2 separate regions of the Homo sapiens genome follow, and region 1 is linked to region 2. A link is a loop called in an ENCODE intact Hi-C map of the cell type or tissue named here. Cell type or tissue: dorsolateral prefrontal cortex. All regions are shown on one strand. Each heading gives the region's core, and the rest is flanking DNA. Links, peaks and the distances in the headings are about the cores only.

Region 1 (11,802 bases), core at 1,060-9,059, 170 kb after region 2:
GAGCCCAGGAGGCAGAGGTTGCAGTGAGCTGAGAGATCATGTCACTGTACTCTAGCCAGGGCAGCAGAGTGAGACTCCATCTCAAAACAAAACAAAACAAAAAAAAAAAGAAAAAAGAAAACTTTTTTTTTTGCAGTAAATTATAGGCAATCATACTTTGGGGGAAATACTAGTCAGAGGCTTTTAGTGTACAAGTTTAAATGCCAAAAATTTTTTCAGGGAAAACTCTCACAGATACTTTCAATAAGATAACATATCCCATTAACAAAAATTATGTCACAAGTCAGTATCTCAAAAGTTGAAATCGTCATTTCAGACTAACTGAAATATAGTACTTATCAAGAACACTCATTATAGACTCTTTCTAAAACACAAATTTTAAAGTTTTCTCACACATTCTGAAATGAACTTATACTGTATCCCAATAAAGGGCCTGCTAGCAGAGGTTGTGGTGGAAACTCTTTTTCCTTAACTAACTTTCCTCTTGCCTTCTAGAAGTTATGCCCATTGGAAGGAGGCGCTCCTCAGGTTCTGCCAAGTTCTGCTGTGTCCTTCCTGGCTCAGCCTCTCCCTTTGGCATTGCTGCCTCCTTGATGGGGCAGTTATGCCTCTGCCTTCTCCCAAAACTACATGTGAGCCCGAACTTGGATTAAGAACTGCATTTTTCAGCCGGGCGTGGTGGGTCATACCTGTAATCCTAGCACTTTGGGAGGCTGAGGTGGGCGGATCACCTGAGGTCAGGAGTTTGAAACCAGCTTGACCAAGCCAGTGAAACCCCATCTTCACAAAAATACAAACATTAGCTGGGCATGGCGGCGGGCGCCTGTAATCCCAGCTACTCAGGAGGCCAAGGCAGGAGAATCGCTTGAACCTGGGAGGCGGAGGTTGCAGTGAGCCGAGATGGTGCCACTGTGGGTGACAGAGTGAGACTCTGTCTCAAACAACAACAGAAAAAGAACTGCATTTTTCCCTTGTTGCTCTAGACTAGTGAAGAGCCAGCAAGTTATACCTTTTGTTTTAGTTTCTGGGACACTGCCACCAAAGATGGTTTCTCTTTTAAATCACTTTATTGAGGTCTAATCAACACATTAAAAAGCTGTTCATGTTTAACGTACACCTCTTGATGAGTGTGGGGACATGTCTACACCTGTGGAGCCATCAAAAAAATAGTATATATTTTAAAATGTATGAAGTGTTTTCTCAAGAATTCCCTCGTTAGTTTCACAACTCTGTGAGGCAGAGAAAGTAGCAATTATCCCTATTTGTCCCCAAAATACAAACTCTAATCTGCATGATCCTTATTTATGAAGTTGAATATTTTTCCATATACATATTAGCTATCAGGATTTTTTCCTTTGTGAGTTGCTCCTGGCCACTTTTCTGCAGAGGTCGCATGAGGATCTACCTTTTCAGTACTCCTTTCTCATGCTGTTGAGCAAAGGTAGGTAATGGTGCTTTGCTTAGGATATTGCTACCAAGATTCTTCTAGTCACTACATGTAACCAAGCCCAAGGTGGGTCCAAATTCATTTTTACTACAAATAGCTACAATGGATTACAATAATTCTAATAGCTATGGGCATTAATCAAAAGGAAATAGTAAGCAATAATATAAAAAACAAAAAGAATCAACCAAGCTATTTCCATGGGAAAAAACTTTAACAAAAGATAGTTCAGCATTACCCAGCTGATCTGATATTTTTGCTGTCCTGAGACCATTTTGCTGTCCTGAGCTAATGCCCGTGCTGGGTAGTCTAAAGCTGATCACGAACAGCTGACATTCACGAGAACCCACCTGGGGGCTCAGAGAAGACAGGCTATTCGTTGTTCCAGATTCTGCAAGCTTTATCTCTAAATTAAACAAAACCTAGACCAGAAAACTTGGCCACCCTCCCCACCCACAGTCATATGTGGAGTATCTTTACAATTTCTAAAGATAAAAGGTTTTTAAGAACATGATACCTCATACTGCTTGTTGTCTAAAATGTATCATTAGCCACTTTCTTTCAGAGTTCGAGTAGACAAGAAAATTATACTACCCAGTAGACTTGCTTTTATTACATACTGAAAGTTGTATAGTTCATTGATAATTTCCTCCTTGTCTTGGCTGCTAGGCAGCTCATAATTTCTAGGATAAAATTCCTTTTCCTTAAGACTTTCTTTTTGCCCTTCGATGTATTATCAATAGACTTAGATCTTGCTGTATAAAATGATTTAAAAACAAGCTGCTACAAAACCATTTTTAAAGTCCATGAGTTTTAACCAGTGTTTATTTGCTATCAATCAAACCACAAATTGCTGAGGGAACAAAACAGGAATTGGTTTACTGCATCCCTGAGGCTGGTGAGGGATTAAAATACACAGTAATTACTAATTCTGATTTTGCAACTCTCCCATGTGTTTCTGATTATATTAAGGGGCTCAAATTTCCTTAAAGAAAAAAAAATTTTTGAGGTTTCCAAATCAATGCATTGAAGAGAGTAAACATCCAAAAACTTAGAGAAAACAGAAAATTGCAAAGCCAATTTGCTTGCCGGTTCTGTTCTGGGTCAGTTGGGAGAGAAAGGTGAAGAAGAAAACAATATAATCAACAAATGTAAAATAAGTCTAAGAAAAACAACCTCTGCTTTGTATTTCAGGAATCGACATAAAAGAAGACATAGAAAATAAATCAGCTCATATTGAAAACAGCAGCATGTGACTCAAAGGCAATCGCTTACAATATACAAGTTCTGACTGCTCTTGCATGCTTTACGTAAATGGAGAGGAATCTCGTACCACACCACCATCTGCTCTTATAGACATATGATTTATTTCCCAGCCTTGTCCCAAAGGGCCGCCATATTTGTCCCTAGCTGTGCAGTGCACGTGCACGTGTTCCTGACCATCACACGGTACTCACATCAGGCTTGGTCTGTGCCACTGAGTGGTCCGGTTGTTGTGGTTGACATAGTAAGTTCGGCCTAAATTGTCCACTTTTTCTTCCCACCCGGGAGGCAGAGGAGGAGGAGGAAGTTCCTCTTGGTGCTGAGAAGCCGAGTCATTTGAGTCAACAACTTCCCATCCATGCTGCGGAATAAAGTTAAAGGGACGATTATGAGGTTGGTTCTTCGGCTGTGAGTAAGAGGTCATCACAGCATGCCCTGCATGCCCTTCTCCTTGCTCTGGGGCTCTCTGGCTCTAGCCATGGCTTCGGGGCCACATTTGAGTAAATTCCCAAATGAAGGCCAAAAAAATATATATATATCAATTCTAGAAAGGCCTCAAAAATCTTCTGAGTAATGGCCAATTAATTGTGCTGCCCTCTAAGATGACTACATTGCAGGACAACACAATTTGGATCTGCACAGTCGGTGACACTACTTAAGTCACATCATACTCTTTCCATACGTCATGTTTGTTATTTTGACTGGAGGGCCTCCAAGGCTGTACAAAGCCCTGCCAATGATGTGCGTCACAGTACAGCTGCCATCTTTTCAACACCTCTATGAGGTAAAGGGAGCAGGGAAGATGAGCTGCGCTGCACCTGTGTTCTAACAGAACTCATGGCACAGGGGACCAGAGGCCCAGAGTCCTGTTGCTCCCCAGGGAGGTGGGCTTTGAGAGAGAAGCCTCCTCTTTGCATCCCAAACAACCGCAGGAGCCAGGAGTCTGGAAGCTGCTGCCTTCTACTCAGGCCCTCTACACTGGCTGTGTCCACACCAACGGGTTTCATGGTACCAAAATTCGAGTTCCATTTTTACAGCACGTATTTTAGGCATTACGTATTCCCTTCCTAACATCCTCTGCTAAAATCACTGGAAAATTAAGTAATTCACTGGTTACTGCGGTTGGAAGGCAAGAAGAGTGTAAAAAATTCCTTGGATTTGAGATGAAAATCTGTTGACATGCTTATGAAATGTTAACATTCATAAATTTCTATCACCCACATTATTCCTCTTCATGTATATAGAGAGATGAAGGCTTGTAAATGAAATAATGCCTGGAAATATGATCTCTCAGGCGGAGGAGTGTTCGGGTAACTTCTCCACACACATTATTCACATATCACATATATGCAACAGCTGCAAACAGATGTGAGAATAAGCCCTAGAGAGGTCTCGTTTAATGGACACTTTGAGAATATGAGAATTTGCCTAACAAAACAGCACTGGCCGAGGTGTGTGCTGAAAAGGTACGATAGGACCCACAGCATCAGTCTGTGACAAGGTAAATACAGGCGGCTCTGTCAGGAAGGAAAAAAGGGACATTCCTCTGGTCAGCTCGTTGCAGAATGGCATTTCTAGAGGAGGGTTTTTCTACTGCAGGCTGTCACCTGTGGCCAAATGAGTAAGAAACTTGAAAAAAAAGTGATTTTCTAAATTCCTCCACCCACTTTGAAGCGACCTCAATGGCTAAAAAGAATTTACAAAGAGTTGCAAGTCCATAGCAATAATAGGATTCAATGTGTGAGGAGACTTTCACAGAGCTGTGGGGCTAAAATTGGGGAATAGGCATGGCATTGTCTAAAGAGAAATCTCTCCGAGGATTGGTGTTGTAACATAAAAAGTTCATCTTTAACCAAAACAAATAACTGCACTGGTAGACTATCAATGACCAATTTGCGGACATATGTACTTTTTTTTATATTTAAGCTTTCTAAACTTTTATTTCCTTCAATTATAAAGTTTGAAAGCAAAACATGAATATGATCTCAAGGCAAGGAGAGAGGCCTGACGCCCTCCACGTACCTCCATGTCATCCCTCTGGTCACTGTTTTCTTCATCTTGACCTCCATTTTTTGGCATATAGGCCATTTTCAATCGCAAAAATCCCTTAACTCGAGACTTATGACTGCACACATAATGGAAGAAAATTGGTTAGAAGGGTTGTGACTTCAAAGGACACTTAAAATCGTCTTCAGCAAAAGCCAACCACCACAGCACGCAGGGCAGGCATCCCCACCCACCCATACCCACAGCACACAGGGCAGGCATCCCCACCCACCCATACCCACAGCACACAGGGCAGGCATCCCCACCCACCCATACCCACAGCACACAGGGCAGGCATCCCCACCTATACCCACAGCACGCAGGGCAGGCATCCCCACCCACCCACACCCACGGCACGCAGGGCAGGCATCCCCACCCACCCATACCCACAGCATGCAGGGCAGGCATCCCCACCCACCCACACCCACGGCACGCAGGGCAGGCATCCCCACCCACCCATATCCACAGCACGCAAGGCAGGCATCCCCACCTATACCCACAGCATGCAAGGCAGGCCTCCCCACCCACCCATATCCACAGCACGCAAGGCAGGCATCCCCACCTACACCCACAGCATGCAAGGCAGGCATCCCCACCCACCCATATCCACAGCACGCAAGGCAGGCATCCCCACCTATACCCACAGCACGCAGGGCAGGCATCCCCACAGCATGCAGGGCAGGCATCCCCACCCACCCACACCACAGCAAGCAAGGCAGACATCCCCACCCACCCATATCCACAGCACGCAGGGCAGGCATCCCCACCTATACCTACAGCATGCAGGGCAGGCATCCCCACCCACCCATACCCACAAGCCTCACCTTCTTGGTCTGAGGAGAAAGTCCTTAAATGTATAGGGTCGCTCCATGGTTGGATCTTCTGTCTGTGGGGAAAAAACAGTAAATTAAATTTTAATATTCCTAATAATTTCATGTTTTAGATACAGGCAACTGGATTACAGAGAATATATTTTGAATTTTAGAATGTGGCACCGCTGAATGTGTTTCTTCACTTGGTACCTGACAGTCCACGGAACTGATCTACTAGAGATCCACTAGATGTCACTATCCACACCGGGTTTTAGGAGCCAGCCCCAGCCACAGACAAATGACAAAATTACAGCTGTCATTGCCAAGTAAAATTTCTAACTGCAGGGTGTGGCCTCAGTCTCACAGAGCTGATTCACTTCGGAGAACCAGCGGTCACCAGTGCCTTGCTATATGCCTGTGACTCGAGACACATATGGGTGGAGTAAACAGAAGAATATACAAGATTTAATCTTTGAGGGAAACTTTGTTTTTTGTATTAAAATCTCACAACATCAGCCTAAGAGAATTGAAAGACTATCTCCTGCACAGAGATCACCCCAGGAAGCAGCACCGATCAACCTTCTGCTGAGGTTCAGTTCATGAAGCTATGAGTACAAGTGGAGTATTTGTTCATTTTTAAAGAAATCAGTGTTCATTTGATTGTGTGAAGTTCATTGTGAAGTTCCTACCAAAGCAGGAAATTGGATAAATAAGTGTGACTATTTCATTAATCTTTAAATACTATATATTCAGTAAAACCTCAAATACCTAGACCCTTCAATTAAACACAATTTCAAATACTTTTATAGCAAGAGATAAACCAGTCCAGTGATTTACTGTATCAGGTTTGTGTGCGCGTGCATGCACACACATGTATGTACGTATGCACTGCTATTTGAAATGTTATCTGTTTATGTCATTCTCTGCTTTAAACTCTCAATGGGTTCCTACTCCTCTCATAATAAACTGAAAATTCTTTCCTATGACTTAGAAGACCAACTATAATCTGGCCTTGAATCAACTTTAACCTCATTGGGAACCAGTCTCTCTCTTCCTTCCTTGTACTCCCAACCATCCTGTCCTCATCTGCCATGGATGCAGATTATATGTACTGCAGTAGGGCCCATGCACAGGCAGGTCCCTCTGCTGGACAGCTGACTCTGGATGGCATGGCTGTTTCCACTTTGCCATCCAAGTGTGAGATCCCAGGTCTCATCCTTTAGAGTTCCCACCATCAGCCACCCTTATCACCCCCCATCCTATCGTCCTGCTGTATCTTCCTCATATCACTTTCTGAAAGTACCTGTTCATTTGTTGACATACTAGTTTATTATCCATCACTTCCAGAATGTAAGCCCATGAGAACAGAGACTTGAATTTGCTCACCATTGGATCACCGGTGCCAAGAACATTGCCTGGCACCAAGTAGGTACTCACGTAAGCACTCAATTCATCTGATCTGTAGTAAACTATGGAGGCTCTCAAAATTCACTATCATTGAATGAAGTAAATTATATTTTCTAGACTGTTCTTATGAGGCAGTAATAAACATACATTTTGAAAATATTTTCTACCAAAAGGTTTGTAAATATATATAAGGAAATAAATGGATAATTTATTAAGAAAACTATTGCTGGTTTTCCTTCCTTTTTTCATTTATTAAACCAACATTTATTTATTTAATTTAGAGACAGGGTCTTCTGCTGTCCAGGCTGGAGTATAGGGGCACAATCATAGCTCACTGCAGCCTCAACTTCCTGGGCTCAAGTGATCCTCCCACCTCAGCCTCCCAAGTAGCTGGGACCACAGGTGTGTGCCACTATGCCTGGCTAATATTTTTATTTTTTATAGACATGGGGGTCTTCCTATGTTGCCCAGGCTGGTCTCAAACTCCTGAGCTCAAGACGTCCTCCTGCCTTGGCCTCCCAAAGTGCTGGGATTACAGGTATAAGCCACCATGCCCTGCCAACCAACAAATAATTTGAGAGCAATATTATGTCAACGACATGTGGATACAACATGGTATAGCAGTCCTTATGGTTACAATTACAAGGGAAGAGCCATCATGTCAACAATCCACTAGAAGCTAAGGCAGAACAAATTCACTGACACAGAGAGGTTACATTCTGTGAGACTTGGGGTACAGGGAACAGACGGACTCTGACTTGGAAATCAAAATGGTTTTGGATGTGGAGTTCAATACAATACAGGGTGATGGGAAGGCTTTGAGAGGTAGAGAACAGGGAGAAAGGACAGTTTAAACATAGGAAATCAAACAGTATGACAAAGCCTACAGGATCACCAGTGGGCATGAGCAATCTAGGAGCAGCAGAGAACATGCAAGAGAGTGAAGAGGGAAAACCACGGAGCTTAGAGGGACTCTGAACCTGAGTCTGTCCATACCCTATGCAGCTTAAATGACTGATATCACACAGGTCAAAAGGCAGATCTCCTAGGTTTGCATCCTGGCTTTGTTACTTACAGAGCCAAGTGGCTAAGGGCAAGTTCCTTATCTCTCTTGGCCTCAGTGTCCTCATCTATAAAATGGGGCAGTAACCATAACTTACAGGGCTGTTGTGAGGATCAAACCAATCAACTGAGTTGGTTTCTATAAAGTTCTCAAGGGCACCTGGCACACTCAACAAACACTAGCCATGTTCATTGGCCAATTCTACACGTTCATATCATTTGTCAGTACTGCCAACTCAATGCCAAGCAGTAACAGGTAGGGCATTAAAATCAAAGTTCACGTTCATTGAAATTCTCTAGCCTGAATTAGAAGATGATCTTATAGATAACTACAAGATTCTTCTTGGCATTCATCCAGGTTCCAATCTGATCCTGTTCCCTGGAGCAGAGCTGAGTGGAGCCTCCCAGGATGGCTTTGAGGGTGCTCCTGGTGGAAAGCCATCTTAAACACACTGCTGCAAACAGTGCTATTAGCCACAATAGCCACAATGCTGCCCCCGTTCCAGGGTAAAAGCATTCAGAAGAAAATCTGGATACTCAGTACTTTCATCTTGAAAGAGAGTAGTTGCTTTCAGCCTAGGTGCATTCACTATGGAATAGAGTGAGATAAAGGATTCTGCAGGCAAATGGAAGGAGAGGGCCCTGCTGGGTCCCTAGACTCGAAACTTGTATGCAACCACTGCAAGCACCTAAGCCTTGGGCGAATCCACCCCATGCCCACACCCTTGACCACATCACAGGCTCACAATGATGCTGGAGAGCCAGGGTCAGATCCAGCACCACCAATGACCTGCTTATTGCTGGGCAAGTCCCCTCCCTCTCTGGGCCCAGGCTTTTTCACCTGGAAAATACTGGGAGTGAATCAGTGTCTCTGAAGTCCCTCCAAACTCCATGATTTTGAATTCTGCACTCATGAGAGGGAACCATCAGCCTGCTACCTGCTACCAGCCATCAGCCATAAACACAAAAGGGGTAAAAGGATGTTGGTCAGCTGAGCTACCTCCAAGTACAGGCAGGGCATCAAATAATACCACCACCCTGAAAATGCCTCATCTAGGAAAATTTAAATTCCAGAGTCAGCCATGGTTGTCTTAAGTGGCACATGACTGGGATTTAGGAAAACTTAATGTTTTAAAATAGCTCTCTCTGCCCCACTGCCTTTCCCAGGGACGAAGAGATTTTGTGGCTGGGCAAAGGTGGGTTACTGAGGGCTCCAGGGGAAGGGGAGACAGAGCTGACAAGTCAAGAGGAAGGTGCAACAGGCAGACACCTGCCAGAAATCTCACTCTGTTAATACAGATCTCAGAGTTCTCTTTATCGCTAAATAATTAATAGATTCAAGTTATCAAATATCATATGAATTTTTAGACAACGATGCACTGAATTTAACAGACAAATGTGAAAACGGCAGTTGAAAAGTCAATGATGGTACAGTTACAGCTAAGTTTGCTCTTGGTCTCTGAATGTAAAAGCAAAAGGAGAGCTTGCTCTGTCTCCAAGGCTGGAGCGCAGTGGTACAACCACGGCTCAGCGTAGTAATGACCTCCCATGCTCAAGCGATCCTCCCACCTCAGCCTTCTAAACAGTTGAGGCAACAGGCATGTGCCACCATGCTGGGTTAATCTTTAAGTTTCTCTATAGAGACAGGGTCTTGCCATGTTGCCAAGGCTGGTCTTTAACTCCTGGACTCAAGCGATCCTCCTGCCTCGGCCTCCAAAAGTGCTGGGGTTACAGGCATGAGCCACTGTGCCTGGTCTATTTCCTTTTATCTAAAGCTTGGTGGTTTTGACAAATTTTGAATCTACAGACTGTTAATAATCCACCTTGACAATGGTCATATACTAATCAAGAACACAGCATCCATAATTCGATCCACAAAATACACGCATATGCTCCCGCCCTCTCCACACTCATACCTGTGTGCTATCACACAAACAGAATGCCACTGTAATTTCCCCATGAGCATCCTATACACACGACCAAACATACACACGAAAGCACCTGAAATCCTGGATTCAAAAGCCACGTGCATTCAGAACACGCAACTTGGGTTCTACTGCCACATGAATAAAGAATATACCTTCACGCCTCTCCTTTTGTTTTCTTTGTGGTCCATCTCTCTGACTATAGTTGGCTGTGAACAGCTAGTCAGTTTGAAGTATGGAGGTGAAGCACGCCACTGCAAGTTACCCTCTGGGCACACGAGTAACTAGGGGCACTCGGTCCTCTCTGGGCGTTCACGGCTCTACCCTCTGCAATCGGCTGGCTTCTATTCCTGCCCTGTGCCTCTGCACCGCTTCCTTCTTTGAAGGCTCACTGACCCTGCCTCCACTCAGAATCCAAAGCTAAACTATTCTTTATACTGACTTGGCCTCGGAGGAGGAACCTTTTTCTATTTTCTGGGAGCCCTACTCAACCTTTCAAGACCAGGTGCTGCTCACTCACTCAAAAAAGAGCTTGTCAGAGCAAGGTTTTTAAACATGTCACTTTTGCCTCTTACCAAATATTAGAATATTTGCCTCTCAGAAAATAATTTCCCCTGGCCAAGATGTGGTTTTTACATTAGGGAAAGGGTGGCTGGAGACGTCCATAAAAGAGCTGGCCCATCAACCAACACTGTCTAAAAGTGTGAGAGGATCGCAGCTTCAGTCTGAAGAACATACACAGAAGACCTCCCAACGTAGAAGGATGCGAGGTCTTTGCTCACAAAAGGTGAAATAGTCACATCCTCCCAACGTGACCTGAGAAGAGCAGTCAGGTTTCTGATGGCTCATGGAGTAGTTCTCACGCAGAAGCCCTGGGCAGGCCCCTCCCGTGGCACCCTGGAGCTTCAGAGTTTTAAAAAGAAACAAACAAGATATTTTAAGAATATCACTTTCACTTCCAGTCCTTTGGAACCTTGCGACTTTCTTCCTTAACAGCTCCCCTGAGTGAGTAAGAGTAAATTACTTGCTATCACCTTCCTTCACAACACATCTTCAAAGCTTACTTGGTATTTAACATATGGAAACAGCCATAATTTCCACACAGCAGGAAGCTTATGCTAGCTTTAAATAGCTTTAAATAAAGTAAATAAAGTAAAGTCACTTTACTTTATAGACTATTTATGCTATTTGCTCACACAAAGCATTTAAAAAAATAACACAATGCCCTTGTAAGGCAGAAACATTCGCCTTTCCTCTCTCAGCTGCTACTTCTATCACGTCGTTGTGCTGCCCAGGGAAGAAGGCCAGGAGGAAGGCTGGGACAAGCCGGAAAACTGAAGCTGGAATAGGAGATGGGGATCCACCTTTCTCAAGGCCTCCAGGTCCTACCTACACATTCTGTCTGCCCTGCCTCCTGTTTCGGGTGTCAGCCCTAATGCCCGTCACTAGTCAACAGCCTCGACTGCTCCGCTACTTTGAGCAGAGAGAAATGGCAGCACCACACATGCTAACTCAGTGCGTGTTCCAGCGAGGGTGGGTGTTCCCAGCTGACAAGTTCACTCAGAATGAACAGGCTCTTCTTTTGTCACCATGCTGACTGAGAAAGCCAGACACCAAAATCTGGGAAATGCTATTATAGTTTGTGTACAGGAATCCAAGAGAAATGGCATGTGCGGTTCCAGACAAAGAGTGCAAACATCTGATGGGACCCGGAGGATGCATTAGGAAGCAGAGACAGTAAGTGACAAGAAGGGAGGCCTGAGTGAAGGAGGTGTCTGTTTTGTAAGATGTGATACACAAAGGTGGAGCAGCTGAAGTGCAGAAAAGAGAGGGAGCTGGTGGA
Region 2 (13,108 bases), core at 2,324-10,323:
GGCCATGGGATAAAATGTCATCACTAGATTGCACGGGTAAGGTCCTGGCAGAGGTCCACTGCGTTGGAGCAAGTGCCCATAACCCTCACCCTAAGGAGACAGGAATGGAATTGGTGCGTGGTCAGGGCATGCAGATTCTGGAAAGGTCAAGAGGGAATCCACACTCTGGGCATCAGGGAAGTGCTTTACTTTCCACTAGACCTGAGAGAGGTTCAGGATGCAGGCTGAGACTGGGGGTAGAGTGAGAGAGGGTGGCTCTTTCCACTACAGAAGGGGATGGCAGCTCTTATCCTCCCTCACAGTGGAAAACAGTGGGATAGTCTATTCCCTTTGCCTCCCTGGCTCCCTAGCTACCCTCCCTACCCCTCCTGCTGGAAAGGCACATGCAAAAAAGGGTTCCATATGCTTGCAATGGGTGCCTATTGCTTTTTGCTGAACCAGAGTGGGAAGCTCAGGTAGCTGTTCTACTGTTTTGGTTTTGATATCCCCCACCTATCCCCACCATGGTTTAGTGGGTAGCAGTTAGGATGAGTCCAAGGACCACGTGTTCCAAATGTCTGCTTCGCCAGGCCATTGGTTCAGTGTCTACATAGAACTCAGGATTGTTTCCCGGGGTCTAACACTGACCACCCAGAAAACCTTCAGTCCTGAATTGAAAAACGATCTTTATGGAAATGAGAAATCATATGTCTGAAGTTTGGCTTTGAACTAAACACATGCCCCTTGAGCCCTGTGTTAGTCCATTTTCACACTGCCGATAAAGACATACCCAAGACTGGGTAATTTACAAAGAAAAAGAGGCTAATGGACTCATAGTCCCATGTGGCTGGGGAGGCCTCACAATCATGGTGGAAGGCGGAAGGCACGTCTTACATGGCAGCAGGCCACAGACAGAATGAGAGCCAAGGGAAAAGGAGAAGCCCCTTATGAAATCATCAAATCTCCTGAGACTTATTCACTACCATGAGAACAGTATGGGGGAAACTGCCCCCATGATTCAATTATCTCCCACTGGGTCCCTCTCACCACACATGGGAATTATGGGAGCTACATTCAAGATGAGATTTGGGTGGGGACATGGCCAAACCATATCAAACCCTCTTGCTATTGGCATTGACTATCCCAGGCCGTGCCTACTTTTCTTTCCATCATGTAAGGGTTTCCACTTTCATTGAAGAACGGGGAGCCAGACCTAAGCCAAAGTCACCGTATTTCTGGGGAGATTGCTTACGGGACAAGCATCAGGCCTCAGATTTTCTCACAGAGTGGCCAGCTCCCTCCTTGTCATGGGGTGGGTGGGCCAGGCAGGCAGAGGACTTCATTTCCAGAGCCGAGAGGGCTTGGGTTGTCTGCTCACATGAGACTTGATTCCCCCTAACTGCCACCTTCCCCATGGTCCCTGCCTAAAGCTGGATGCGTATATGAAAGAGGCCTCGAGTGTTTATGCAGGAAGGAGAAGGAGGATGAGCTGTCATTACCCCTTCCCTGGGGCTAGATGGCCCAACTTCCTGAGGGGCCCTGAGTAACACAAACTCCCATCTTTGCTTTCTCTTCCTGTAGGTGTAGGAATGAAGCTAACTGACGTTGGCATAGCAACGCTGGCTAAAGGGTGAGTAGGAAAAAATGGAGTGTGCATCAATTAACACTGGGCTTACAGACACCTTCCAGGCAGACACTGTCAGGCTGAGGTGGGCAAAGTGAATTTCTTGTCCTAACTGTGGATGACGAATGTTCTTGGAATGAATTCATTTCTCTCACTTACATAAAATATTTATGGACTTTGTTCTCACAGGGGAGCACATTTGTTTCTTAACTTTGAAACAAATGAGAACTCTTGCAAACACATTTCAAGATTAATAACCAATAGGAGTACCACGGGGAGAAAATGCTGGCATTACTTGGATGCCTTTTAACTGGGAATATTCCGTTCTTTTACATTTAATATCTTCACTATTAAAAGCTTCTTTGAAAAAAAATTTTTTTTGCAATTGAATGCAGTGAATTCAATTTGTATATTTTAAATTAATTTTTCTCCAAAAAGTATTTTAGGCAGCTCACAGACCCCCATGATGATAATCATAGGAGGCAATGTCTCTGGCAGAGCTGTGATTAGTTACCTGTTTTTGATGATGGCTTTATTTTTCTAATACAGAGTGGTGCTTTGCTTAGTGTGAGGCACACACAGATGATGCTATGATCACATTTTACTGGGGCATCTTTTTAACAAGCTGCCCCTTCCCACTTCTTTACTTGACTGCCACTGAGGAGAAAGCCAGCCATTTGTTGTTCTTGGTGAAGATGCAATTCTGTGTTGGAACCACCATCGCCTTTGCCCACTCCTGCTCTTCCTACGTACTAAGACCATCTGTAAGGGGGAGGAAAAGAGAGCTCATGACTTTTGGAGGGGATGGCTTCTATTTCAAAATGTAGGTTTTATTAGTATGAGGTATCGTAAGGTCAACAGATCAGGAGATAGTTGCCATTGAAAAGCTAGTTTGTTACTTGCAGCTGCCAAGAGGGGGCACCAGGCCACCAGGGGCCATCTAAGAAGCAGCAGGGCCAGTTGGGAGGCAGAGGAAGTGAGGGGAAAATGCAGGCAAGAATATTATGGTTTATTCGGGAAGGAATAGGTGAGGGAGGATAAACAGTCCTAGGATTGGCTAATTTGACATTTTCCAGCAGTCTCTGGGACATAGGGCTGGCCCTAGTGTCTGGTACCTGCACTGGGGTGATTAGGGCAGGTGGACAGTGGCCCCAGTATGAGAGACCACAGAGGGGGTATTAGGGGTGTGGCTCTGGATTGGTTGGTTTGCATATATATGAAAGGCTCTCTGGAAGGTGATCATTTACTCTCTCTAGGAATATGGCAGCCCTGAGAGGAGTAAAGTCTCTCCAGGGCCAGTAAGGCACAAGATGTCAAAGCATCAGAAACACAGAAAATAAAGTGGTGGGATGAATCCAGCTTCCTTTCCCAAGGCTGAGAACAACTTATCCGTGGGAGCTTTCTGGTTACTTCAGACCATCAGTGTCAGCCACGATCCAACAAATATGCTAATTTTCAGCTTCAATAAAGGACAGAGAGAAGTAGAGGAATCTGAAAAAGTAGGAAGGGGATCGCTCTTTCTTTTAACCTCCAGGTCAGTAAGTCTGATTCATGAAGTTCTCGCCGATTGCACAAAGCTTCCAGTTGGGTTTTAGAACCAGAATGCGGTTTGGACCTTTTCCCTGGGATGGCTCAGTGATGATGAAGTTTTATGTTGGAACTGTCTCCAGGCTTCTCCCCTGTGCTCACCAGAGACCTGGCTGGCATACACTTCAGGGAATTGGGTATGTTCTTGGGCTTGTGAAGACAGCGCATTAGGAGGGATTATGATGTAGTGGGGAGGAAGGAACGAGGGATTTAGAGCGAGACCCAGTTCATACCCTGATGCTGCTGCTTCCATTTCTCCTGATAGTAGCCTCGCTTCTTGGCATCGTAGGAATTTGCCTAGCCTACCTGATGAGGGGGATGAACGTCTATTGCAGTTTCCCCATGATGGTACCATTTTATGCCTGATGTCCTCACATCCCATACGCTTTAGCATTGATCCTGAACAAGTGTACCCATTTAGAAGATAAATTATATGGTGCCCTATTTATGGAGGCTTCTGGACCCCAGAAGGATTTTCCAAACGGAGCCTTCCTTTCCAGGCTCCATGTGTTCTGCAGAACCTTGCAGATGCAAGCATCCGCCAGCCCTAGTTTGAATCCTGGCTTCTCGTCATACCAGCTGTGTGACTGTGGGCATGTGACTAAGTTCTTAAAGTCAGTGATGTACAGCATGGGGACACTCCGGCTTGCCCTGAGTATTCCCCCAGTTAATCTACACCTAGCCCCTGAAACTGGAAGTGAGCTAGATAAATATTAGTTTCCCTTCGCTCCTCATGTCTTAGCCTGACACCAGAGTAGGCAAATTTCGTGCTGTTATTTAGAACAACTCTCTACCAAAACAAAGAAGAAACCTGCCCAAGAAGTTTCAAAAATGAAGATGGTCATGATTATTGAAGACATCTTTTAAATTCAAGTCAACAGCTTCCAGGAACCCAGACCGACTGGGAGCTTCAAGTGGTACATTTTTTCCCCTCCTGATTTAAAAAGAAATCCAATCCTTTGGTTTTGTTCTCAGCTTTAATGTGACTTATCTGGCCCGGGACAGCTGCCCAAGACCCATTAGAAGCACTGACGGCTGGAGCCCAGTGCAGAATGCTGTCTATAAAGTATTACTTACTCATTGCCTTCCCACCCAAGGAGAGGCCAGGGAGCAGGAGCTGGGAGAGGAGGAGATTCTGAAGTGTTTGAGAGCTTTGGCAGGGATATTAGATCTTCTTGTCTTTTGTTTTTTAAAAACTTTTCTTTAAACGTTACCTTTTTAAGCCACAGTCTTTTTCCCAAAAGAAATATATCTTACAATCACAGTTTGAAAAACTGATGAAAAGGTAAAACTTCTCCAAACAGAGCATAAGAGGTGGTTGAGAGACCTCTTTAGAGGCTCCTGGGAACCCCTCTGGAGTGGAAACCAGTGATCAAGCCCGACCTCCTCACTTCACAGGTGAGGAGGCATGGGGCATGGGGCATGGGGCATGGGGCAGCCTGCTTGCTGGCAGGAGTCAAGAAGTCTTTCCTGCTTGAAGTCAGCACCCCAAAGTGAACGGCAGATCCTCAATGCTGGGAGGCGAGGCACAATTGAAAAAGTTCTCCAGTGAATGTCAAAGCTGCAAAAGGGAGATAACTCATGAGGACAGACTTGGAAAGGGCTCAAGTTCAAGGGCACTCTGCAGACAGGAAAGTCCAGGTGGGAGGCAAATGAGCTGGGGAAGAAAGGAAGGCGAGCATCGCAGACTGCAGACAGCAGGAGAGAAGATGGAGGAATAAGGGTTGATCGAGCAAGTTCTCTTGATTCTTAGCAAGCAACTGTGAGTGAGCTTAGTTCATTCATGATGCAAAGGGAGAGTCGCAAGTTCTATGGGGGGGCTGGTACCTGGCAGGGTTCAGCTGGGGGAACAGCACCACCATAAGAAGCAGTGCTCCGTGTGTCATTTAAAAAAAAAAATTCCCATATGTCTCAATCAGGACCATATATTTGGCTGCTGACACCCCAGTCATGCAACCTGTTTTGCTGTCTTGTTCAATGAAGTCAAAGGCTATGATCCTATTTCAGGAGTAATTACTCTAATCTCATAAAATAAAATAGAGAATTGTCATGACTTACTCATTTTAATTCAACTTTACTTCATTGTATGTTCCTTTTAACAGGAGTATGTCATATTTCTCTTGGGAGCCAGAGATATAATTATGTCTGGAAACACATCCCCTGTGCCTCAGCCACCTCAATCTTTTGGCAAATGTTGAGTACAAAAATTTCAGGTTACAAAGTATGGCAAGTAAGATTGTTTTGACATCCAGTAATCCATTTTCTAGATAGACCCAAGATACTAACCCGTTGAACAAATTTCTAATTGGAAATTACACAAGGAAAAAAGGCCTAATTTTATAACTGGAGATTTGGAAACGTAACCTAACCAACTCCAGACCGATCTAAAGCCATGCGTGCAGTGGAGCCGAACTGCAAACTCATGCTTCTCTCCAGCCAGTCGGGGAGTTCCCGGGGAGGCGACGAGATTGCAGTTCAACCACCAGAGGGCACCAGAACCAATACTTTGCCCTTTGTAGTCTCCCCTAAAAAGCCAATTTCCTGTTGCCAGATTGAAATAAAACAAAGAAAAGTACCATTAGCAGATTTCTTCCCTGGCAGTAAGCATTAGACCAAAATAAGATTAATATGGACAGCCGTAAAGGACACCCCTCGCAGTGGCTGCCAGCCAGCCTTGCATCTTTCTACCCTCGGAGGAAGGAACGACGAGGCTTAAGGATGTGTGGCTTGTGTCAAGCGTCCCTGACATGGAAGCCAAATTCCCGAGACCCTGGACAGAAGCCTGGATGATTCATTCATGTAGCAGGAGGACAGTTGCCTTGAGAAAGCAGGCTCCATTGGGGTCTGCGTGCCTAGCTCTGGTCCTGGCCATGAACAGGAGAAAAGATCAAAATAGACTCCCACACTCGGCCAAGCTGAGTTCCAAAAGAAAGGCTCTGCCTTCAATGCCCACAAGCAGATGGAGGGGACGGCAGCCACCTGGGATGCTTTGCCCAGTCACAAGGCCGAGCCACCACCGTACCTGGAGAGGAAGCGCCAAAACAAACTTGGAGGTGGGAAGAAACAATCTAATCCGAAGAAACACGCCCCGAGAATAGGCTTATGTGCATGAGTGGTGACTCCAGGCAGACTATTTAAAGCAATGCATGAGTCTGCCAGGAGAGGAAACAAAGGGACATTGGAACAGAATTCCTGATGCCTTTAAAGTGTCTCATAGCAGGGCCATGTCACTATAGAACACCAAACATTTCAGCTGAGTCCCCAATGCCAGGCATCAGCGGACCAATCTCACAGGCCTGTCAGCTTGAGAAAGGCAATTTTATGCCCCAGATAGCTCCTGTCCCCGCCTGCCACAGGGTCATCTGTCCTGGAAGGCCACCTGCATCCCATCTTCATCCGGTCAGCCCATTCTGTAGTAGGGCTGGCTGGCCCGCTGGCTGATTTATGTGGCCAGTCTTTGCCATTAAGGAAGTTTGGAGGCTGGAGGGAAGTCTGAAGGGAACAGTGGTGATTTTCGCAGTTTTTGGCAAGGCAGACCCTACTATAGCAGTGCTCTCAGTGTATGGGGGAGTCTCCCAGGCCCAACAGAGCCAGCCAGGACATGCCCCCTCCATGGAGGGACTAGCACAGCAGTATCCTGGCCTCTACCCAGAAGTCTTACAAAGGACAGTTCTGTTGAAATGTCTGGAATTGGGATCCATGGGTTCCTCCCACTCCTGACCCTATTCCCTAGTTGTCCCTCTGCCCAGTCCATTCCCCAGGACCTGAGGACTCAGGGACAGGTGCTGCATCGCTTGTCATCCAGCTTCAGAGATGAATCTGAACAGAGAGAACGTCTAGAGAAGTCTGGTAGATTCGAGATCACCCCTGCAGGACAGACTGGTGGCCAGTAGGAGACAGAAGCACGAGGCAGGTACAGGGATGGCTGAGAGGGTTGGGGTGACAGAGCCTGAGTGGACAGCATGGGGTGAAGACCAGAATAGACAAGAAAAAGGTTATCACTGCCTTCAGGAAGGTCTAAGCCAATGTAGTGTCACCAGGTGGGAGCCTCATGACAGATCAGAGAGGGAATGTGCTGCCAAGATGCCAGCAACTAAACAAGTTTGTCGACTAAAGACAAGGAAAAGTCTAGAAGGTAGCCAGAAAAGGAGGTGTGGGGAATGTGTGCGTGTGTGTGTGCGCGTATATATGTCTGTGTGCGTGTCTTTGTCTTTGTTTCTGTGTCTGTGTCCCTGTGTATGTGTGTGCATGTGTGTCTGTGTGTATATCTGTGTCTGTGTCTTTTTGTGTCTGCCTCTGTGTGTTGTGTGTGTGTGTGTGTCTAAAGAGACCTTGCCTGTTTGAAGGCAGAGGGGAAGGAGCCTGTGGGAAAACAATGAGGGACTAACGGCGGAGTGATGTTCCAGAGTGGTGAGCACCCCTCGTGAGGATTCAGAGTTTGTCAATACGGAAGGCCCTGCAGCCCTCGCTGTGCAACTTGGAGCACACTGGAAATGTGGCTTTGCCTCTATCCACCCTCACTGCCACCCAGGGCGTCAGCCCAGCTGCTCCTCTGAATGGTGAATTCTCAAAAAGCCTGTACCTAGTGGGAATGCTGACGCGCTTCTCCCTCACCTCAATTACCTGCCCTGTGGCCCTGCAGAGGCTCCTGTAACCGCCCCACAAGTTCTCCTTGCCTGTATGCCTAGACAGGACATGGCCGATTTATCAAGATGGGAACTGCAACAGAGAAAGAGTTTAATTCACATAGGGCCAGCTGTATGGAAGACTGAAGTTTTATTACTACTCAAATCAGTCTCCCTGAAAATTTGGGGATTGGGGGTCGGGAAGTGGGGGTAGTGCTGATTGGTCAGGTGGGAGACGAAATCGTAGGGAGTCAAAGCTGTCCTCTTGTGCTGAGTCAGTTCCTGGGTGGGGGCCACAAGACTAAATGAGCCAGTTTATTGATCTGGGAGGCGCCAGTTGATCCATCGAGGGCAGGGTCTGAAAAACATCTCAAGCACCAGGCTTAGGTTTTACAATTGTGATGTCATCCCTAGGAGAAACTGGGGAAGTTTAGAACCTTGTAGCCTCCAGCTGCATGACTCCTAAACCATAATTTCTAATCTTTTGGCTAATTTGTTAGTCCTGCAAAGGCAGTCTAGTTCCCAGGCAAGAAGGGAGTTTGTTTTGGGAAAGGGCTGTTACCGTCTTTGTTTCAAAGTCAAACTATAAACTAAGTTCCTCCCCAAGTTAGTTTGGCCTCTGCCCAGGAAAGAACAAGGAGAGCTTGGAGGTGAGAAGCAAGACGGAGTCAGTTCAGTCAGATCTCTTTCACTGTCACAATTTTCTCAGTTATAATTTCTGCAAAGGTGGTTTCACTCCCATTTGCAGATAAAACCAGCACAGCCCTTTGGGGATCAGAGCTCTGGGGCTTAGGACAGTGGGCGAATCTCAGGCTGCTTATCTGGTGGGTGTCTACCTACAACGCCCCCTCCTCGGTTCTTTGTCTTCAATTCGTTTCCATTTCAGATACTAACGAATGGACTGTGTGCTTCCTGCATATTCATGGGGATGGGACTCATGCGACCTCAAAAACGGACCCATAGTAGATGAGTGCTTCTCCCCCTCCCCTGGGCTCTTCTCTGAGCTCTCTTCTTCGGGACTCCTGTCTCACAGAACCTCCTGGTTGAGGGTGCCATCAAAAGCAATGAGAGTAGAAACTGTGCAAATGTACAGGGATTCTAGAATATGTTGCCAGCAGACGCAGAGACCAGACTCATTGAAGGTGGGGCACCTCTGCCCTCCTCTCACATTTTTCTGCAGAAAGAGGGAACTTTTTGTATTCTTTTTTTTTTTTCTCCAGCCAGGGAGGCTATGAGGGAACATAGAGCCAGGGCTTGGTTTCTGTTGGGGGTAGCTGGGACTGTGGCTTCAACTGAGGCCTGAGGGAGGGGCCATAGCACTGGGCAAGAAAGGCAGAGAGTGCCAGGAACCAAGGGGAGGGGCTGGACTTTGTTCAGAGGGAGATGGGGCCATCCAAGCAGTTGCTTGGCCATGACAAGATCTGACCTGCACCACCTGGACCAGGCGGAAAGCAGGGGCGAATTGCCTGGAGGCTCCCCTGACTGGCCCAGGGAGGGGCAGTGGTGGCTCAGATGGCATTTGTTCAGATAAGTTGCTGAAGGTTACCTGCCCCAAGAGAAGGTCACCTTGTAGACATCCTCAAGGGGGACAACTTCTCTAGAAAACACAGATCTGGTTACACTACCACGTCCCCGCCCTCAAAAGCTCCATGAATTTTTAAAAGTGCTTTTCAAAGTAATTATGTGAAACAAGATTTCTGTTGTCAAGTAATTTTGGGAAACCCTAGGTTGAATAAGTTTAGGAAGTTTCTTTTTTTCTTTCTTTTTTTTTTGAGACGGACTCTCACTCTGTCACCAAGGGTGGAGTGCAGTGGCACAATCCTGGCTCACTGCAACCTCATTCAAGCGATTCTCCTGCCTCAGCCTCCTGAGTAGCTAAGACTACAGGCACACGGTACCACACCCAGCTAATTTTTGTATTTTTAGTAGAGACGGGGCCAGGATGGTCTCAATATCCTGACCTCATGATCCACCAGCCTCGGCCTCCCAAAGTGCTGGGATTACAGCTCCCAAAGTGCTGGGATTACAGACATAAGCCACCATGCCCGGCCAGGAGACTTCTTTAGTGTGAGACTTCATATGGTCTTTAAAGAGCTGATGTGTATTTTGAATGTCCTAGGGACAAGGAAAGATATTATTATTATTATGACTGTTTTGAGATAGGGCCTTTCTCTGTTGTCCAGGCTGGAATGTAGAGTCCTGATCATGGCTCACTGCTGCCTCGAACTCCTGGGCTCATGTAATCCTCCTGCCTCAGCCTCCCAAGAAACTGGAACTACAGGCATGCACCACCACACCCAGCTATTTTTAATTTTTTTTTGTAGGGGTGGGGTCTCACTATGTTGCCCAGGCTAGTCTCAAACTGCTGGGTTCAAGCAGTCCTCTCACCCTGGACTCTCAAAGTGCTGGGATTACAGGCGTGAGCTACCTACCATACCAAGCCTAGGAGAGATATCAGATAGCATTTCTCACAGCATTTACATCACAGAATTTCAAAGACTCTTGTGGGACTGTTGCTCATGAGAACGTATTTTGGAAACCAGCATGCCACAGGAGAAATGGCACGGCACGGCTTTGAAACATTTTCACACATCCTCCGACGGCATCTCCCCTCAGAACACCTGCTCTGGCTCACAACGTGCCTCTGAACCTTACCATGTTGTTCCCTCTGCCAGATAAACCCCAAACCATCTTTCCTGTAGGAACTCTTGTAGGAATCTGCTCGGCAGTGTGAAAATGGCACCCTCCGCGTTTCCACAGAACTTCCTCCCGCTGAGATGTGACAGCTTGCTCCAAGATGGCCGCTTTTGGGAAAGTGCCGCTCCGCTTATTAATTAATTCCTTTTAGTTCCCCTACAGTGTCTGGCACACAGCTGATACCTGATCAATGAAGAAATCAATGAGTACACATGAAAAATGAAGGGTATGAGTGGCACTCCGGGAATCTCTTGCTGTTTCCAGGTGGAAGGCTCCCCATGTCCCTCCCTTTCCATGCAGGTGACAATCCGTTCTACCGGAGCCTAAGTCCAGCCTGGCTTTATTTTACACACACACATCACACACCAGACCATGGCTTTGTTTCAATTCTTCACCCCCATCCTGACCTCGAATTCCTTGTCCTTGTAGCCTTTCCCTATGCGTTAAAACTTCTTCAGAAAGGATCTCAAGCTCAAGCTGTTCAATGTAGCTTCTGGTTGGCATCTAATGGGTTACCAAAGTGCAGGAAAACTTTTCAGTGGGTTTGCCTTGCCTGTCTCCATTTCCTTTATTAAGCCAGCCAAGAACCTTGGTTTCTCTAACTCAGCCGGGGCTGGAAATTTCTGTGACTTTCCTCCACCCCTGCTCTCCAGGTGTGTTTGGAGCCAATACATTGTCCAGCACGGTTGTGAGCGGATCCCAGAGAGAAAGCAGTCACCCTGCTGCTATCAGTTGGTGATTTCTGTGTGAGTCTGAAAGGCTATGCCATTCATTATTAGGATGAGAGGAGAGAGGAATCGTTCTTAAGCAAGACATCAGCCTGGCACAGTTTCTAACACATAGCAAATCTTGAATAAATCTTTGTTGAGTGAGGGCAGGACTGTGGAAACAGCCTCCATAGCTCCTCTCCAGGTGGGATGTTTCAGTGTGACTTTATTAGATTGTTTGCCTCTAACTTCATAAACATAAGATATACTTGTGTTCCAGTTTAAATATAAAGGCATTTCCAAAGTCAAATAGAGATGAGTGTAGATCACCACTTTTGAGTAGTTTATCTCCTTGTTGCTCAAAGGAGAGGGGGTCCCTGGACCAGTGACATCAATACCCCCCAGAGCCTGGTAGAAATGCAGAAAATTCCACCCCCACTCCAGACCTACTGAATCCAAATCAGCATTTTAACAGGGTCTCGAGGTCATTCGCAGGGACCACTCTCATCCAGGGGGAATATAGTTGAGAAAAGACTATATATTGAATGCTATTCATATTTTTTGTTTTTGTTTTTGTTTTGTAGAGATAGGGTCTCGTTATGTTGCCCAGGCTGGTCTTGTATTCCTGGGCTCCAGCTAACCTCCTGTTTCAGCCTCCCAAAGTGCTGGGATTACAGGCGTGAGCCAGTGCGCCTGGTCTGAATGCTGTTCAGTGGAGTACATTTAGTGTTCCAATTCTGGACATTGTGAGAGAGGATGGATAGATTCACATAAAGAGATAGGCTAAAAAATTATACTAATTAGAGGTTAAGGACAAAAAGACCCATTTAGTAAAATTCTATAGAGTTAAGATTTTTAAAAATGAAAATATTTGAAAAAGATCTCAAATACAAGATTCTTTATTCCATTATGTTAGATTCCTAGGGCTGCCATAACAAATGACCACAAACCAAGAGCCTCACAGTGATAGAAATTGATTGTCTCACAGTTCTGGGGGCTGGAAGACTGAAATCAAGGGGTTGGCAGGGTTGGCTCCTTCTGCAGGCTCTGAGGGAGGGTCTGTTCCATGCCTCTCCTCTGGCTTCCGGGTTTGCTGGCAATCCTTGGAGTTCCTTGACTGATAGACGCATCTCTTTAACTTATGTCTCCAACATCACATGATATTCCCCCTGTGTGTCTCTGTCTTTTGTCATCTTCTTATGAGACACCAGTAACAGTGGATTGAGGGCCTCCCCTGCTCCAGTGTGACCTTATTTAAGAAATTCCATCTGTAATGATGTGATTTCCAAATAAGGTCACATTCTGAGGTTCTGGGAAGGACGTGACTTTGGGGATGGGGTGGGCAAGGATGCTACTCAACCCCCTATATCTATCCAACATGAAAAGGATAGCGAGTTTCTGCAATGGTGATCCTGTTGGAGAGATGGCCTACAGCTCCAGATTCAACCCTCAAGGCAGCGGGTGGCACATGTCGCATGTAAGGTGGGTCACTAGCAGGGAAACCTGCACTTCCCATTGCTTGGGTAGAGGAGAGCTTGATGTTATTGAATTCATGTCCTTTGAATGAATCTGGGATAATCAATCTAAGAACACAAAGGATGTTGCCCTATTTTTCTTCTTGGGCAAGGGCAATGGCCTTGGTGATGGCTGTCAGTTTGTGAGAACGGGTCAAAGCAGCAGCCCAACATCCTGGCTGAGACAGAGGCCAAATTGAGAAAGGAGGAAGATTTGTAATTTCTGTAAATGCTAGGTAGCAAAGAAAAGTCTGCACCTGAGAAAGACAGGGAAAGGGAAGTTCAACACTGTCTGACAGGCCAAGTTGAGGGTCGAAAATTAGAGAAAGAGATGTTCAGAAATGTGGCGTGGAGACAAGGTAGTGCTGAGCATGG

The links. A loop is a pair of places that touch in the nucleus more often than their neighbours do. Peaks named below come from ENCODE experiments on the same cell type or tissue, not always from the same donor. Only the 100,000 strongest peaks of a DNase experiment are listed, where the experiment ranks them.
Region 1: a loop joins it to region 2, with 2.6 times the contacts of the local background. A loop is called at or near these places in 13 of 110 quality-filtered maps.

The regions. Positions count from the first base shown.
Region 1 is chr18:58,316,262-58,328,063 of GRCh38, reverse strand. It overlaps NEDD4L (NEDD4 like E3 ubiquitin protein ligase), which reads right to left. Exons shown (of 31, transcript NM_001144967.3): 7 at 5,578-5,639; 8 at 4,730-4,832; 9 at 2,902-3,068. Among named protein-coding and RNA genes, the nearest start is that of MIR122HG, 120 kb to the left of the region's middle. RefSeq lists an enhancer at 11,410-11,802. In dorsolateral prefrontal cortex, for the core only: a CTCF peak has its summit at 5,829 (motif pointing right); a DNase peak (open chromatin) is centred at 5,883; H3K4me3 peaks cover 451 bases.
Region 2 is chr18:58,486,550-58,499,657 of GRCh38, reverse strand. It overlaps ALPK2 (alpha kinase 2), which reads left to right. Exons shown (of 13, transcript NM_052947.4): 12 at 1,561-1,609. Among named protein-coding and RNA genes, the nearest start is that of MIR3591, 42 kb to the right of the region's middle. RefSeq lists a silencer at 5,640-5,689 and enhancers at 5,466-5,965, 5,966-6,467. In dorsolateral prefrontal cortex, for the core only: CTCF peaks have their summits at 5,479 and 5,681 (motif pointing right); a DNase peak (open chromatin) is centred at 5,637; H3K4me3 peaks cover 651 bases; H3K27ac peaks cover 1,568 bases; H3K27me3 peaks cover 696 bases.